2 separate regions of the Homo sapiens genome follow, and region 2 is linked to region 1. The links are chromatin loops, found by intact Hi-C in ENCODE. Cell type or tissue: heart left ventricle. All regions are shown on one strand.

Region 1 (8,000 bases):
TCCCTGGAGGAGTAGATAAGTAAGGTGGGTGGCTTCTTTCCAAGTGGCAGTTAGAAACAGGCCAGATGTACAGACATAGATCTTAATAGCAATGTTGAATGAAAAAAGTGAGAAACAGAAGGAGAATTACAGCATAGTACCATTTATATAAATTATAAAACATGCAGAAAACACCACCACCCGGCATACAAAGAAGATGCATATTTAAAGACCTATATCAAACACATAGAATGAAGGTCTAGGTCTGGTCGGAAGGCGGGAAGAATGAGAGTGGAAATGTAGGTGAAGGAGAAAAAATACAATGAAAAGTAACATTTCAAGGGGGCTTTGAATAGACTACTGTTAGGATGCTGGGAATCAATGAGTATAATTGAATCAATTATCTATATCTGAGGTAAAAATAAATAAGTAAAGCAGATTTCTAGACTTTAACTACAGGGATTCAGTTTCAATAAGCCTGTAGTGAGCCCAAGAATATGGGCCCTGGTGATTGTCAATGCTCACTCCAACATCCTAGATAGATGATCACAGTGGCTACCTGAAAACACCTGGTGATGGGAGCCCATTCCTGTACTAGTGGGCTGTTCCAATTCTTGATAGGACTTCCTAAGGCCAAGATTTACCTCTCTGTACCTTCCAAACCATTGATCCAAGTTCTGTTCTTCAGAACAAATAAAATAATCAGGTTCCTCCTGCTTCTGCATGCCAGTCCTTTAGTAAACCAGAGAGAGTCAGCATATTCCTCTCCCATCCCACAGGCACAGGCATCTTGTCCAAACTCGATAGCTCTCCATTCCTCCAGCATCTCCAAGCCCACCAAGGTTCTCTCCTCTACCCTGCTCCCACCCCAGCCAAGCTGTTCCCCTAGGTCTGTTCTAACTGCCAATGTTTCTCCTCAAACATGGCTCCTCAGAGAGACCCCACACTCCGAGTACAGCCTGACCAGCTCAGAGCATAGCAGAACATATACCTCCTGTCAGGGCCCTGTGTTCCTGTGGGTATAACCTCACATTACAGTCAGTTTGGTGTTTTTTGTTTGTTTGTTTGTTTTTGTTTTTAATTAGCGCTCAGTGAGTTTATGGTGGGCCAGACTTACAGGTCTTTTTCACTAGAATTGATACAAGGGCTGCTTTATCCATTTACACACACACACACACACACACACACACAAATATATATATGGCACAAAAAAATACACAAAAGATATACATACAGTACAAAGCAAGACCCCAGCCAGCCACTTTTCAGATACACTTTTCTTGTGTATCTGTCTGCAGATGATCTGTACATATACAAACGGAGACACACATTCCTAATCATACAAAGAGCTGCATAGTCTACACTATCAGTGTGCACTGTCGGGCACCTTGCTTTTTCACTTAACCAGGTATCTTGGGGAATTTTCCTTATCCGTACATAATTCCTTGGCTCATTCTCTGTATCAGGCCCATAGCCTTCCATTGTGTGGATCTACCTAAAGTATTCAACCAATCCCCTACTGGTGGACATTTTGGTTGTTTCTAGGCCTTTGCAGCATTTAAGGCCATGTTGCCAGGACTCCTTTTGCACATAAGTCAGCATTTCTGTAGGATCAATCCCCATGTGCCTTTTGACTTGATTTTTTTCTCTCCCTAGAGCTGGACTTGTCACTTATGCCTACTGTTGATCTCTCTTGTTGGTTTTACCCATTGTTCCAGGCACTGTCAGGCTAATTTTGAATCCTCATTGTGCTGCCAAGCCTGCTCCTCTCAGCTGTGGGTCATCTGCAAACAGAGGGAGGGGAGCTTCTCAGGTCTCCATTCAAGCAATTGATAAAAATGTTGAGGGGGATGGGGCCAAGGACAAGGGCCGTGAAACAAGCCCTAGAGAATTCCAGGTGTCCATTCATCATTTGTCACCATGGTTGAGTCCCTGCTGTTAGCATGGGAGCTGGCCTCACTAGCATATCCTAACAGGCCTATATTACCCTCTTGGCCAAAACTCAGCATTCTCACCTCCAGCAGTCCAGCATCCCAGTGAGAAAGAGCTGAGGCTGGTTAGCACGGCATTGTTTGCTTCCAGTAGAACCAGCTGGAGGGTCTGGAGAGGAAATCCCTGGAATTTGTGGTCAACAGAGCTGGGGGCCTGTCCTGCCCAGTTCTAGCGATGTGGTTTGGGGCAAATTACTTAACCTCCAAATGCCTCAGGTTCCTCACTTGCCAACTATGGTAACAAAACCCATCTCTCCATGTTTTAAGAATATATGAAATTACATGTAAGCAGAAGGGTTCTACTATTTATCTGTCTGTCCATCTGTCTTCTTTATCTATGAATTCACATAATAATCAACTCTCAAGTATTCACTGGGAATTGACTTCAAGCTCAGAAGTCTGTCATTTCCTAAATAGAGTCTTCACACTTTTATACATTAGAACATGCTCAGCCCAGCTTTGGCTTTCTGCCTTCCGTCTGTAGCTGAGGTTTCTGTGCTTATGAGCAGGAGGTCTTTCAGCACTGGAAATGAAAGTCCCTCTAGCCCCAGACTTGGCCCCATGAAGGGGGCTTGCTCAATCCTAACATCTCTTGTCTTTTCTGGGACTCACCCATCGGATTCACTCTTCTCTGCTGTTGGCTTGTCCCCCCTGTGGGGGAGAAGTTGGGGCTATTTTTTGCTCCAACAGAGCTAAAAGAAAGAATGCAATTTGAGGTCTTCATCCCTGAGATCTCAGCTCCTTCCTCCAGGGTGAGCCATGCACTGGTATTTGGCCTAAGTCCATTTTGCCAGATTTTGAACATGGACTTTCAAAATGGAGGGCTTTTTAGCACCCTGCACCCACCTCCTTCTATTTGGCCAAGATGGGCGAGGAAGGGCTCCACTGCAAAACCTGGTGTCTCTCCGGGTTCTCCAAGCCTTCCAAAGTGTAAAGCCATGGGATCCTTTCTTTTCCATGGAACTGCTTACCAGCAAACCGCTTTCCTGGAGTCCAGGACGCCCATCATCCTCAGGCCCACCTCCTTGTGCTCACTGCTGAGCCTTCTCAATGATAAGGCTACTGTCAGTGCCAGCTGATGTGGGTGTGGGCAAGGACCCCATTCAACTCCGCCTCGTTTGTTCAACAATCAAGTATTATGGGCATGTTCTAGGCCAGACCCTCCATTAGGTTCTGGGATCGCAAAGCAGCCTCCAACCCAGCTCTGGAGAAGACGCACGAAGGCTTCATGAAGGCTTTGCCAGGAGGGGCTGTGAATCAGGCAGCTGCACGCGCCCAGGCCACAGGGTGGGCCACTTCTGCGAGTTTTCTCTCTGCCAGTTTCATGACCTCCATCAGGTCTCTGGCTCCCATCCTGCCAGCTCTGGGTTCTGAGATGAGTGGAGCCTTTGTCTGATGGGTAGACTAAGCCTGAGACCCTAGAGGCATCACTTCTTTTCTCAAATGTTTAAACGGGAGGGGCATGGGGGTAGGAGCAGTTAGGGAGAGCCAGGGCACAACCCCAGGTCTGTGTTCTCCCAGCCCAGGTTCTTTCTATTGTTCCCCAAGCCCTCAGCCCCGGTCTCACTCCCTTACTCCTCACCTACTTCTATCTCACTGTTTTCTAGAAAGAAGAGGCAGTAGGAAGAACAGGGCTCTATATCAAGCCCTGTTGCTGAGTGGACTCATATCTCATCAGTCTTGTCCCCCCAGGCTTGTCTCCATGTTTAGCAGTCCAACCTGTGCATGAATGACTAGAAATCAAGAGGAAGGCGAGCTGTGGCCATGTGAGAGGTATGGTTCCCGGCATTCCACGTTCAGAAGGAAGTGGGCATCATCCAGCTGTTGGGTTCCAGGACAGGCCCTTGAAGGGAAGGGGTGGCATGGGCATGCAGATGCAGAGGGAGAGGAGAATGCAGGGGGTGAATTGGGAGAAGCCCCTGTTTGCAGTTTGCAGTTTTCCTGCAACATGTGGTCTTACCTGCCATGAGCTGGGCAGGCAGGGCAGCAGCTGTGCTAGCCTGGGAAGGGCAAGTAAAGCCTGGAATGGTCAGGGTTCATAGCAAGCAGGGCCCAGCTCTCCAGCAACCTCTCCCAGGGCAGGAGGCATGGGCTCTGGAAGTCTCCAAGTCTTCCTCTGTACATGTGGGTCCCCACATCTGTTCTCTGCAGGCAGGAGACACATTCTCAGCCTGAGAGGGAAGTTGGGCTTGTCCCTGCTTACAGCACCTCTCCCTGGCGGGCCCAGCTGGCCCAGAGGTGAAGGGTGAGCAGGCAGGCAGCCTTGGCAGTCCAGAGGAGCAGCAGCACACCCTGGGGGCGGCCCGAGCCCTGGCAGCCAACTCTGCTGTCCTTGCAGTGCAGCCAGAGACAGGAGGGGGCTGCTCAGGGTCCTGCTCTGAAGGATGGGGCTGGAGTTTGACATACTTAGCTTGGGTCGCACAGGAGATAGGGGTGCCCTGGGATGAACCCCTCTGCCTGGCTGCTGCAGGGCGGCCTAGCAGCAGCTGGAAGAATCAGTTCTGGGCCAGGGCCCTGCCAGAGCTTTCACCCCCACCCAGGGTAGAGCACCTGGAAGTGCCCCTCAGAGACAAGTCCCTTGATCTCTTGGGGCCCCCATTCCCTCAGGCAGCTCATGGAGGCCTCTCAGGGCTAAATGAGATCATGCGGATGGCGTGGTTAGGACAGTCTGACACAAGGGCAGTGTTTGTGAGTGTGAGTTGCCGCTACTGTGGTGGTGTCATTAGTAATATTCCTCTACTCTAGGCCACTCCCCACCCCTGCCTGAGGCAGCTCTTGTCTGATGCCAACTGAGATTAGGGTCATTTGGGTGAGGGCCATGAGGCCGGACTTTGTGTGTGGGGTGGGGGTATGGGGGAACTCCCCACAAAGAGGCGGCTCCTTCTGGTGGGGCTCAGGGAAGAAAGAGAAGGCCTCAGACAAGATGCTGGATTTCAGGAGGTGGGAATCCTGACTCCCAGCTCAGCCTCTGAAGGTGCTGGGTGTCTGAGATGAGTCTGTGTTGCAGGAGTGAGTGTCATGGGGCTTTGGCCACAGAGATGCCACCCAGAAGCCAGCAGAGGCACCCTGTAGGGGGCCTCCAAGTGGAAAAAGAGCAGGCTTAGGCAATGCATTGTCAGCCACACCACCTCAAAGGCCTTATCTCTCTGAGTTTACTGCCTTTGGCTTTTTAAATACTCCAGCCTGGTCCCTGGTGCTAAAAAGAATTAAAGGACAGCACCTGTGTCCATCATTCATTCATTCACTCCTTCCTTCTTTCAGTGCCTGTAAGATGTAGGATCAACAAGACACACGCCTGCCCTCAGGCTGTGGTGGACACTCCCTTGAACAGGCTCATACCTCTCCCCACAAGACCACTGTGAGATGGCATCAGAATCTGGCGAGAGACCCCCATGGGGCAGATCCAGGCACCAAGCTGCCGCTCTTAGTCAGGAAGGTACTTCCAGTGCCAATTTTGGGAGTTCTGGGCTCATCTTTATTAAACAGGTGGCATTTCCATACTGTCCCATTATCCATCAGGAAAATGGAAGTTTCCTGTTCCTTCTCTGTGTCCACATTTGTGGACATTGCCAAAGTTCTGACAATGGCCTACCACCAGCCCCTACAAAATCTAGTCCCTCCTACTTCTCTGATCTCACCTCCCACTACTCTCCCTCATTCATTCCACACTGGTCTCCTTGCTATTCCTCCAATAAACAGCTCTGTTTCCACCCCGGGGCCTTTGCATGTGCTGCTCCCCCTACAGGGCATGTTCTCCTCCAGTCATGCACATGGCTCCCAGTTTCAAGTCTTTACTCAAATGTTATCCTCTCAGGGTGGCCTTCCTTGACCTCCCCATTTAAAATTGCATCACACCCTACACCCTTCACTCCTGTCCCCTTTCCCTTTATCTTTCTCCAGTGCACCTACCACCCTCTAAAATTGTGTTTAATGTTTGTCACCCTGCACTTGAATGCCAGCTCCATGAAGTCAGGGACTTTTGTCAATTTTGCTCACTGCCGTTCTAGTGCCTAGAACAGGGTCTGGCACATAGAAAGTTTTCAGTAAATATGCTGAATAGGAAAGGGAGGCAATATTCAGAATCTACAAACCCCAAGGAGACTGCAGCATGGTCTCCATGGGGGTGGCAAGTGGCCAGTAAGTCTTGCTGGGGGGTGACCTGACCTACAGCCATGGGCACATGAGTGGAAGGGCTGCAAGGCAGGGTGCCGAGGGAAGAGCCAAGGGTCATGCCCCTTGTTCCCTTAGTGCCACCTCATTCTGGATGCAGCTTGATGTGTCTGTTAGGAAAGGGAAGTTACCTTAACTGGGCACCTACTATGTGCCTGGCAAATTTCATGCACTTCCCCTTTACAGCAGCCCATGAAGCAGCAGAGGAAGAAACCAAGACCCAGAGAGGTTACTTAACTTGCCTAGAGTCACAGAGCTAGTAAGGGAGGGAGGAGAACTCACACCTAGGTCTGATTCCTTGCATTACTGTCTACCCCGGGGATGGTGAGAAGGACTCCATAGGCTCAGTTGGAAGAATTAAGAACTTGTGATTCTGCAGAGCGGTCTCCATGGGGACAGCACGGGTTGATGGGGTGGGCTGAAGCAGCCTGGGCTCCCATATATGCTGTTAGGCACTTCAGTTCCAACCATGGGAAAAATCTAGGCCCTTTAGCTCCCATCATGGGGTGAATCCCCTACCCTGGGTGAGCGGTGGGAGTTTCTCAAGGCCATCTCAGGGGTCAGGGACAGCTTGACTCAGCTCCTGCTGGCTGGCAGCTCCCTCTGCTGGACCCAGCCCCAAGGACGAGCTCAGACACAGGGACGCCTCCGTCTGTCTGCACTTGGGCTCTGGCAGCCCCCCCACATTGCATGCGGGGCAGTCACATGCAGGGCACCTGCCAGGTCCTCAACGTGTCAAGGGACAGGATCTTCCAGAGGACCTAATCTGGGTGACCTGGGAACCTTACATGGGGAAGAGAATAGGAAGGAGCTTTGACCACCGCCACTACCACACTCAGCCCAGACACAACGGCTGCATCTGCAGACAGGGGCTGGGTCTCCTCATGGGGCAGGGAGCTCCCTATAAGCAGGGGCTGACTCTCCCATCAGACTGGAAACTCCCTGAGGGCAAGGGTTCTGTCTTTCTCCTTCAGACTGGGAGCTCCTGGTTTGTCCCTCTGCTCACCTGTGATAGAAGCCCAGCTTAGCCCCCCAGGCTGGGCCAGCCCCCAAGGCATCCTGGGGCACTTTCTCAGCAGCCTGGCCACTCCCAGCCCCCAGACACCTGTCCCCGCCACTCTCCCCACTCCCTAGGCTCCTCCACCCTGCTGTCAGAGCAGAGCTGACACTGGGTAGTGCTGGTAAGTGCCACCCTGACCTCAGCAGCCCTGGAGGCAGTGCAGTGAGTGGCCTAAAGAGCTGTGCCAGGGATGGGACGTGACTGCCCCCCTGAACTCAGCTGCAGGCTTGGCCATGAGGAAAGCGATACCTCAGGGAGGCGGAGTGACCAGTGACATCAGCGTACGTGACTGTCAGCCCAGCTCTCCCCTCTGCCCTCCACCCTCCCCCACCCCACAGTGCCTGCCGAGCACACTGACCTTCAGCTCACGGGCACAGGCCTCTCTATGTGCCCGCTCCAAGGAGAGGGGCAGTGCCCAAGGGGATGGGGCTGCTCTCTGACTCCTTGTCTTCTAAGTGAGTGCTCAGGGGGTGGAGGAGAACACAGGCCCCAGCCCTCTGCAGCCTGGGCTTCTGGATCAGGAGCCAGCTTCTTACTGGGTGACCCTCCCCGGCAGCCCTGCCCTGAGGAAACTGATCATTCTCTTGGCTCTGCGAGACCTTCCTTCTGAGTGTCTGGCAGGCTTCTAGTGACTTGAAGCCAGTGTAGAGGGCAACTGGCTTCCCACCCCGAGCCTGCTGATGGAACTGCCAGGCCTGCATCCCTAGGGGCAGAGTCCCTGCCCAGATGAGCAGTGCTGGCTGTCCCAGGGAAGCAAGTTCAACTACCTTGGATGACCACCATTTGTCCCCGAGATGGCT
Region 2 (8,000 bases), 110 kb before region 1:
AGCCTGGGTGGGTTTCCTCACTACCTCCCTACAAAAGCCCCTAGGTGGCTGAGGGGCCCAGAGGAACAGGGATCTGGCTAGAAAGCACCTGTTCTTAACAAGGGTCCCCAGCAGCCAGGCAGCCCTCCCTCCACAGGGCACGGGGCTGTCGCTGCCTGAATGAGGGAGATTTATGGAAAATCCCCTCACACAACAGGCGGATTTTCCAAGCCTCATTGGTTGTTCTGGTCTGAGCCTTCATTAAGGGGAACAGGGGACAATGGAGGAGGTAGGGGTGAGGCCCTGGGTCCATTCAGCTCTCTATCCTTTGGCACTGGGAACTCCATCAAGGCCCCCCCAACCCTTTCCTGGCTTGAGGAAAGGTCACACTCTCTCCCCTTTCAATAGTAATAAAAGGCCCCAAATATCCAGCAAAGTCAGACTCGGCCTTTGAGGAATATCTTTCTTGCATTTTAAAAGATTTCCAGAAGAGATATTCTTTGGTTTTGCTTTACAATCCTCTGTGCCTTGTAATGCACGGTCTTGGAAGTTCCTCCCTACAGCTAACCTAATTTTATTACGCTTTAGGCCTGCCTCAGTAGGACTTCTCCTTTAAAGTTACGGCAACATTTCAAAGTAGCAAGATCAATTGTGTGACTTCCCAATAAAAATCCTTGATTGGAAGGAGAAACCACTGGCTACTAGAGCTGGAGGGACCCTAGAGATTTGCAGTCCGTTCCTCACTGCGCATTCAGAGAGTGTACCGCCCAAGCAGGTGGTGCCACACTTAGAGCCAGAATTCATGCTCCAGGTGGTACCCACCTGTATACCAGCTGCCTCTGCTGCAGCACAGTCACATAGAGATCCAGAGACCCATTGAGACAACCCTTCCAGAGGAAAGAGCACTGCTTGACCCAGGGGAATGGATTTCTAAGAGTGAATATTAGGTCTCATCCCAAAGGCTTTTTGTCTTAAAGCCCCTTCCAGAAAGTACTCAGTATGTAGTAAGGAGATCAGTGGGAGTGTCTTAGAGGTAAGACCGAGAGTGGCCCTTTGAAGGTGGCGAGGGAAGAGAAGGGTGAGGCATTCCCAGGGTTGCAAAGACTCAGGAGGGCTATGGCAGGGGCCTGGGGCGCTTCCCCTGTGTTGGGGATGTGACTGAGGCTGGGCATTGCTCACTGAGTAGAGTCGATGAGTACAGCCAGTTCCCTATAATGGTGGGTGTCCAGGTCCTGGGAGGTGACTCGCCTTGTCGAGGGAAACTGGTGGGAGCAGGAGGTGTTTATGGTTTTCCCTCTCCTGGGGGCAGCTGGAGTGAGCCAAGTTTACAGTTGCCCAGAACTCTATAAACACACTTGGTGAGCATGTGTGCGTATGTGAGTGCCTGTGCGGGTGAGTGTCCCCTGACATCTGACTGTCACCCCTGCTGGGCGGCCCTGACCTTCCTGACCTTGTGAGAAAGGAGAGAAGATGCTAAGCTGAGTGACTTTGCTCTCTTGGGCCTGGTGACACCTACTGAAGGGGTCCGTAAGCCTGGGCTATGTGGGACCCTGGGGGCCCTGTAGGCTTCCTTGGGAGGAAGGCCTTGAGGGGATCCTGGAGAGTGGGGAGGAGGAAGGGCATTCCAGGCCTGGGGAACTGCAGGAGCAAGGAGGTGTGTGTGTGTGTGTGTGTGTGAAAGAGAGAGATCGGAGCAGGAAAGGGCGAGCCTTACAAGAAAGAGAAACTTTGGGGAAGCCTTTAGATCTGACCTGATAGTTCGTAGAGACATATTGAAACCCTGTCTGGCACACAGGCCCCACGTGCTTATTATCATTAGTAATTATGACACGACACAGAGGTATTCCCTGGTTTGGTGACTGGGTAGCCTGAGCCCTCCATATTCTGGCCAGTGCTGAACATGGCTGGCATTAGGGATAGCTTGTGGTCTCAATTAGGGGCCAGCAGTGGCCAGGGTTAGGGGTCAAGTGGTAGCCAGGGTAAAGCAAGCTTGTAGTCAAGATAAAGGGTCAGCTGTGGTTATGACTGGCTGTTGATAAGTGGTTGGGGCTAGAGGTCAGATACTGACAATGAACAGTTTTCTATGTATGATGCTAACTGCTCTGGAAGCAGCTCACCTTATCTCGGAGGCATAATGAAGAGGCAGGAGCATTTGTCTGAGAACTAAGAAGACTTGGGTGTTAGCCCTTGTTCTACTCACTTATTCGCTGGGTGAGTTGCTTCACTTCTTTGAACGTCAGTCTTCCCTCTGCGGGAAAGTAACAATGCATGCCCTCCTGCCTTACAGTATGTGAGGTATTTGTTTCTGGGTATCCTATTATTAAATGTGATTAAATAATCATTAATAGCAACACAGCCTTTCCAATCTCACCCTGCCAGGCCTGTAGGTAAACCCTCAGTGTTGGCTGAGGGTAGGTTGGGGGAGTGGTTAAATAATGGTCCACAGACTTGGCCACTCATTGGAATTACCTGGACATTTACAAGAGCATACTGATGCCTGACTTACTCCAACCCTCCTGCATTCTGAATTAATTTATATGGGGTGACCAGGGCATCAGATGTTTTTTTAGACAAGGTCTCAGTCTGTCCCCCAGGCTGGAGTGCAGTGGCACGATCACGGCTCACTACAGGCTCGACCTCTTGGGTTCAATTCTCCCACCTTAGCCTCCCAAGTAGCACCAAGGACTATAGGTGCATGCCACTATACCCGGCTAATTTTTAAATTTTTAATAGAGACAAGGTCTCACTCTATTGCCTAGGCTGGTTTTAAACTCCTGAGCTCAAGCCATCTTCCCGTCTTGGCCTCCCAAAGTGCTGAGATTACAGGTGTGAGCCACTGTGCCCAGCCATGCATCAGAATTTTTGAAAGTTCCCCAGGTGATTCTAATGGGCAGCCAAGTTTGAAAACCACTGGGTAAAAGCCAGTACAAATGAACTAAAGAGAATGAGTCTTTAAGCAGCAACCTGAGCTGTAGATAAACCAACCAGCTGAATCCATGCCGCATTTCTGTGGGGAGCTGAGATGGGACAGCAGCAAGAGGCTTGGGGAGAACTTTCTCACTTAACCCTCTCCATACCTCTGTGTCTTCATTTGTCAAATGGGGTTATCTTTATACTTACCTCACAAAGGTTGTACTTTATAATAATCAGCCCCAGCCAGCCAAGAGATGTTGACTGAATATTGGGGACTGGAGTGGAGAAAGCAAGGTCCCTGGAACTTCCCTTCAGCGCTGCCTTACCCGAACTTTTTGAGGATAGTCTGAAGCCTGGGGATGGACAACATGACCTTGATGAACCTGGAATCTCCTGGCCCTGAAGAGGATCTTTGGCATATATGTCCCCTGTTTCAAACATCGTCCCCCTCAAATGCACTCACATTCATTTCATCACGTCTTTCATTTTTTTGTTCATTTCAGAAAATACCATCCCCATACTAACCTGTAGGACAGGTGGGGGATGGGGAGATGGAGTTCCATCACCTCTGGCTCTTTCCAGGGTTGGGATGGGATGTTATGGAGCCCCTGGAAGCTTCAGCTGAGGGTTGGGGGCAGCTCCTGGCCAGGTTTCCAGTGTCTTGGTCCTCCGGGGAAAATGAAGTTTTCTTTTGTGGTCTGTGTGTCTTTAAGACTTGAAGGCTGTGGGGACCTGACTGGGGAAAATTCCAACCAGTGGGTTCCTTTGAAATGGAAGTGACATCTAGTGGTCTGAAAAAGAACTGCCAAGTTGACCCCCCCCAGCCCCAGGCTGCCCCTGGGGTCCCTTCCCTGGCCCCAGGTCACTTTCCTGCTGGGCCACAACCCTGCTTGAGGGCAGTCTAAGTCCTGACAGTGGGCTTTTGGTGGCAGGGTGACTCTCTTGGCCCTGCCCAGGCTGGAACCCAGGCCAGGTACCTGCACTCAGGTCCAGACACAGAGAGGCCAGGCCCAGGGCAGCCAGAAGAGGCCCAAATATGCCAGGGCTGCAACATCGCGTCCCCAGGTGAGGTGGAATCCTTGGGTCTCGTGTCTGTTGATTCTGAGGAGCCCTGTCCTGAGTCTTCCACAGAAGTCAGAGTGCTGTGCAGGCCTCAGTGCTGAATCATCCTGTGGCCAGGCTGCTGTTATGCAATGATCCCGCCGTGGGTCCACTGGTGTCAGCGGCTGGCCTTCAGCCTCCCCTTCAGGGAGGCAAGGGGCTTTGGGCGGTGCATGTGCCCAGACTTGGGATGTGTGAAATGACGGCCTGCTCAAACACCTGGCCTTGGAACCAAAAGGGAGGGTGGGAGGAGGGGACAGTGCCCAGTCGCTTGTTCTCTAAGGTTCCTGACTTGAGGAGCCCCAGTCTGAGGGGGAGACATAGCCCTGCCCTCAGGGAACCCCAGAGATCCCTGATGAGGGCGGGAGCAGGAAGGAAAAACACACGAGTGGAACAGACCTGATGAACCCTGCAAAGCGCCAGAAAAGCCAGAGCAGATGATTTTAGGACAGCAGGGCCCCAGGGGCTGTGCTGGGAACGGGGCAAGTGACTGGCACTGGGATTGAGTGGCTGCTAGTGCTCAGGGGAGGCAATGCCTTTAATGATGGCAGGGGACCTGTCCCCTGTCCTCCATGTGTGTATACCTGGGTTTTTCCCCAGCACCTGGTTCACAGGATGAGAGGCCTCAGTCCATCTCAGACACTAAGCCCCATGGCACCAGGGCCTGGGCAGGTAATAAAAGAGACTCAGCAGGACTGGGAGGGCTTGCTGGCATTGTTCGGACACTTGGCATGCATCTGTTTCTTTCCTCTCTGCTGTGGTCCTCACTGGCAGCTGGGTGGAGAGAGAACCCACTTGGGAGGCAAGAGCCCTGTGGGCCACCTCAGCCCTGTCTCTGCCCTACCCCACCCCTGAGCGAGGCACAGCTGCCTCTGGCCTTACTTATGGTTCTGGAAGCTTCCTTGGGCCCCTTCTCTAAGACCCTTGGCTCAGGCACATCCTTCTGGGTTGGGAGGCGTCTCTTCCAGAAGGTGGGTGAGTTTGAAGATAGACTTCATGAAAATGCTATGCAATTGGCTTGCTTCTGAGAGATTTGAACAGCTAGCATTTTAACAATCTCCCAGAATTTATGAAGTAGAAAATACTTGTTTAGCATTGTCTTATTTTTAAATAATTAATTTTAGTTCAGGCGTGGAGGCTCACACCTATAATCCCAGCACTTTGGGAGGCCGAAGCAGGCAGACTGCTTGAGGTCAGGAGTTTGAGACCAGCCTGGCCAACATGGTGAAACCCCATCTCTACTAAAAATACAAAAATTTTCTGGGAGTGTTGGCAGGCGCCTGTAATCCCAGCTACTGGGGAGGCTGAGGCATGAGAATAGCTTGAACCTGAGAGGCGGAGGTTGCTGTGAGCCGAGATCGCACCACTGCACTCCAGCCTGGGCGACAGAGTGAGACCTTATTTCCAAAAAATAAATAAATGAAATAAATAAGAGATACTATATGGACACAGTGAAAAATGCAAGCGCAATAAGAATTAGGGAACCTAGGTGAAGGACATCAGCAGTTCTTATTTTTGCAACTTTTCTGTATGCTTAAAAAAATAAAAAAGTAAAATAAATAAGAAGTTAAAAACAAATTCAGACAGAAGTGTAAGCCTCTCTTCTAACCTTTCTTCTAGCCACTTACTCAGTCCTTCTCTTGGAGGCCCCTGAGTTACCAGTTTCCTGTGTATCCTTCTAAAGGTAGTCTAAAACATATACATTTATAAACTGTTTTCCTCCCACATGAATGATGACTTTTCTCCACACCGTTCTGCAACTTTTTTCTCTCACTTAACAATAATCTGGAGACCATTTGGTGTGAGTGCACAGATAGCTGGCTCATTCTTTTTCTTCACTCCAGTTTATTCTACCAAACAGATGTTTCAAATGTTTATTTGGAAGAGATTGTATAATAAGGTGGTTAAGAGCATAGTCTTTGGAGGCAGAATGCTCTCGTTCAAGCCAGTTGTTTAATGTTGAGCCAGTTACTCAATGTCTGAGTGACTCAGTTTCCTCATTTGTGATCCAAAGATAACAGCATCATCTACCTTGAAGCATTTTGTGGAGATTCAATAAGATAAAGCTTGTAAATGGCTTAGGACAGTGCCTGGTGTGCAGTAAGCACTCAATAAGTGTTCGCTGCTCCTCCTGAGGTTATTTTGCCAGACCCTTTTTGAGAGAGCTGGGCTGTTTCCAGACTTTTATTATTATAAACAATGCTGCAAACAAATAGCCTTCCCCACACGTCATTTGCTCCTTGTGGGAGTGCATCAACAGGAAAAATTCCAGGGAGTAGAATTGCTGGGTCAAAGACCGTGTGCATTTTTAATTTTGAAAGATATCATCAGGTTGTCCCCCTTAAGGGGTGGTCCCAGTCACTGGGCCACCAGCTGAGTTTGAGCCTGTTTCCTCAGCCTCACCAACAGAGTGTGTGTTTCATTTGAACATATCATTTCTCAAATTTGTTTGGGCAGAGAAGTCTGTTATGGAGTTTCTTGGGGGATCATTTGGCCTTCAAGCCCCTCTCCCCTATACCTGCCTGAGTCTGTCAAGGAGTTTGTTGGGAGAAGCCAGCCCACCATATGGTCTAGACTGGTCTACAGCCAGCAAAAGGCTCCTGAAAGTCTCTGCTAAGGTCAGCTGCATATTCCTTCAATATGTTGATTCAGGCAGGGTGCGGTGGCTCACGCTTGTAATCCCAGCACCTTGGGAGGCCGAGGCAGGTGGATCACCTGAAGTTGGGAGTTCGAGACCACCCTGGCTAACATGGAGAAACCCCATCTCTACTAAAAATACAAAAATTAGCCAGGCGTGGTGGTGCATGCCTGTAATTCCAGCTACTTGGGAGGTGGAGGCAGGAAAATCGCTTGAACCTGGGAGGTGGAGGTGGCGGTGAGCCGAGATCACGCCATTGTACTCCAGCCTGGGCAACAAGAGTGAAGCTCCATCCCCACCCCATCCCTGACCAAAAAAAAAAAAGATACAACAATATGTTGATTCAATATTACGGTGCTCACAAGTTTATACGTTGTTGGTGGCAGTCTCTTCTGGGGCCTGTTAGCATATTAAAACTATTGGTTAAATCTGATAATGCTTTAGGTTGTGCTTGTTTTTCACCATTTCATTCCTGAGCCAGGGGTTTGCAATTTCTAATCACATTTTTAACATTTTCTCACTCCTACAAAGGCACACAGACAATGCCAGTACTCAATTTGCTGTAATCATGGAAAGCCTGACTGCTCTACCTGGAATTAGACTTCCTGCTATGGATAACCTGTAAACCAACCTCCCTGCCTTCCCTTCGTGGAAAATTGAAGTTGATTATTAAAAAAAAAAAAAAAAAAAAGGTAGACTCTGTATTAAGAGGCCCTGTCATCTGAAAATGGAAACCTCACCAACACAAAATATATCAAAAGGATGAGTATTCTTTTTACAAAAAGAGTTCCTACTGAGTTAATTTTAGTGGATTTTTAGTAAAGCCTTTTTAGACAACTATAACAAGGCAGAGAGGACTGTTTGAAGGCGGCAGCTTTGAGCAGGAGAGCAGGCCTGATGTGTCTCACCAATTCTTAACTTCTGTTCACCCGCAGCTTGCTCACCCCTGATCTCATGCAGGACCGGGCTGGAATGATCCTTTGTGATTCATTCTGATTTAGGGTGGCAGCCAAACTTTCTAGGACTTTTGCGGGCTCTGTGGGCTATCCTGCATCAAAGGCTCCAATGCCTCTTTCCTCTCCTCTGACCTTGCAGATCTGACAAATGCCAAGGACTTTGCCTACGCTGGATGTGTAGCCGAAGACTGTCCCAGGCTGCTCAGAGGGGCGGAAGCAAACTCGCTGCATCTCCAGAAGCCCCTCAGAGGTCAGGTTTAAGGTGAGGGTGTCCTTGAGTGAAGGTCAAATAGGTTTCTTTTCTCCTCTCTTTTTTGAGACAGGGTCTCACTCTGTTGCCCAGGCTGGAGTACGGTGGCACGATCATGGCTCACTGCAGCCTCAACCTTCTGGGCTCAAACAACCCTCCCCAC

Evidence for each region. Peaks named below come from ENCODE experiments on the same cell type or tissue, not always from the same donor. Only the 100,000 strongest peaks of a DNase experiment are listed, where the experiment ranks them.
Region 2: it touches region 1 in a loop (2.0-fold over the local background); 5 of 110 quality-filtered maps call a loop at or near these places.

What each region holds. Positions count from the first base shown.
Region 1 is chr6:43,947,186-43,955,185 of GRCh38, forward strand. No RefSeq gene overlaps it. Among named protein-coding and RNA genes, the nearest start is that of LINC03040, 49 kb to the right of the region's middle. RefSeq lists an enhancer at 3,477-4,462. In heart left ventricle, CTCF peaks have their summits at 4,275, 5,720 (motif pointing left) and 6,746 (motif pointing left); DNase peaks (open chromatin) are centred at 4,256, 6,776 and 7,488; H3K27ac peaks cover 2,888 bases; H3K27me3 peaks cover 729 bases.
Region 2 is chr6:43,834,785-43,842,784 of GRCh38, forward strand. LOC105375070 (a long non-coding RNA gene) reads left to right here. Exons shown (of 3, transcript XR_007059588.1): 2 at 7,727-7,849. It overlaps LOC105375069 (a long non-coding RNA gene), which reads right to left and starts at 4,015. Exons shown (of 3, transcript XR_001744130.1): 1 at 3,870-4,015; 2 at 3,100-3,628; 3 at 2,148-2,227. In heart left ventricle, a CTCF peak has its summit at 3,699 (motif pointing left); a DNase peak (open chromatin) is centred at 4,067.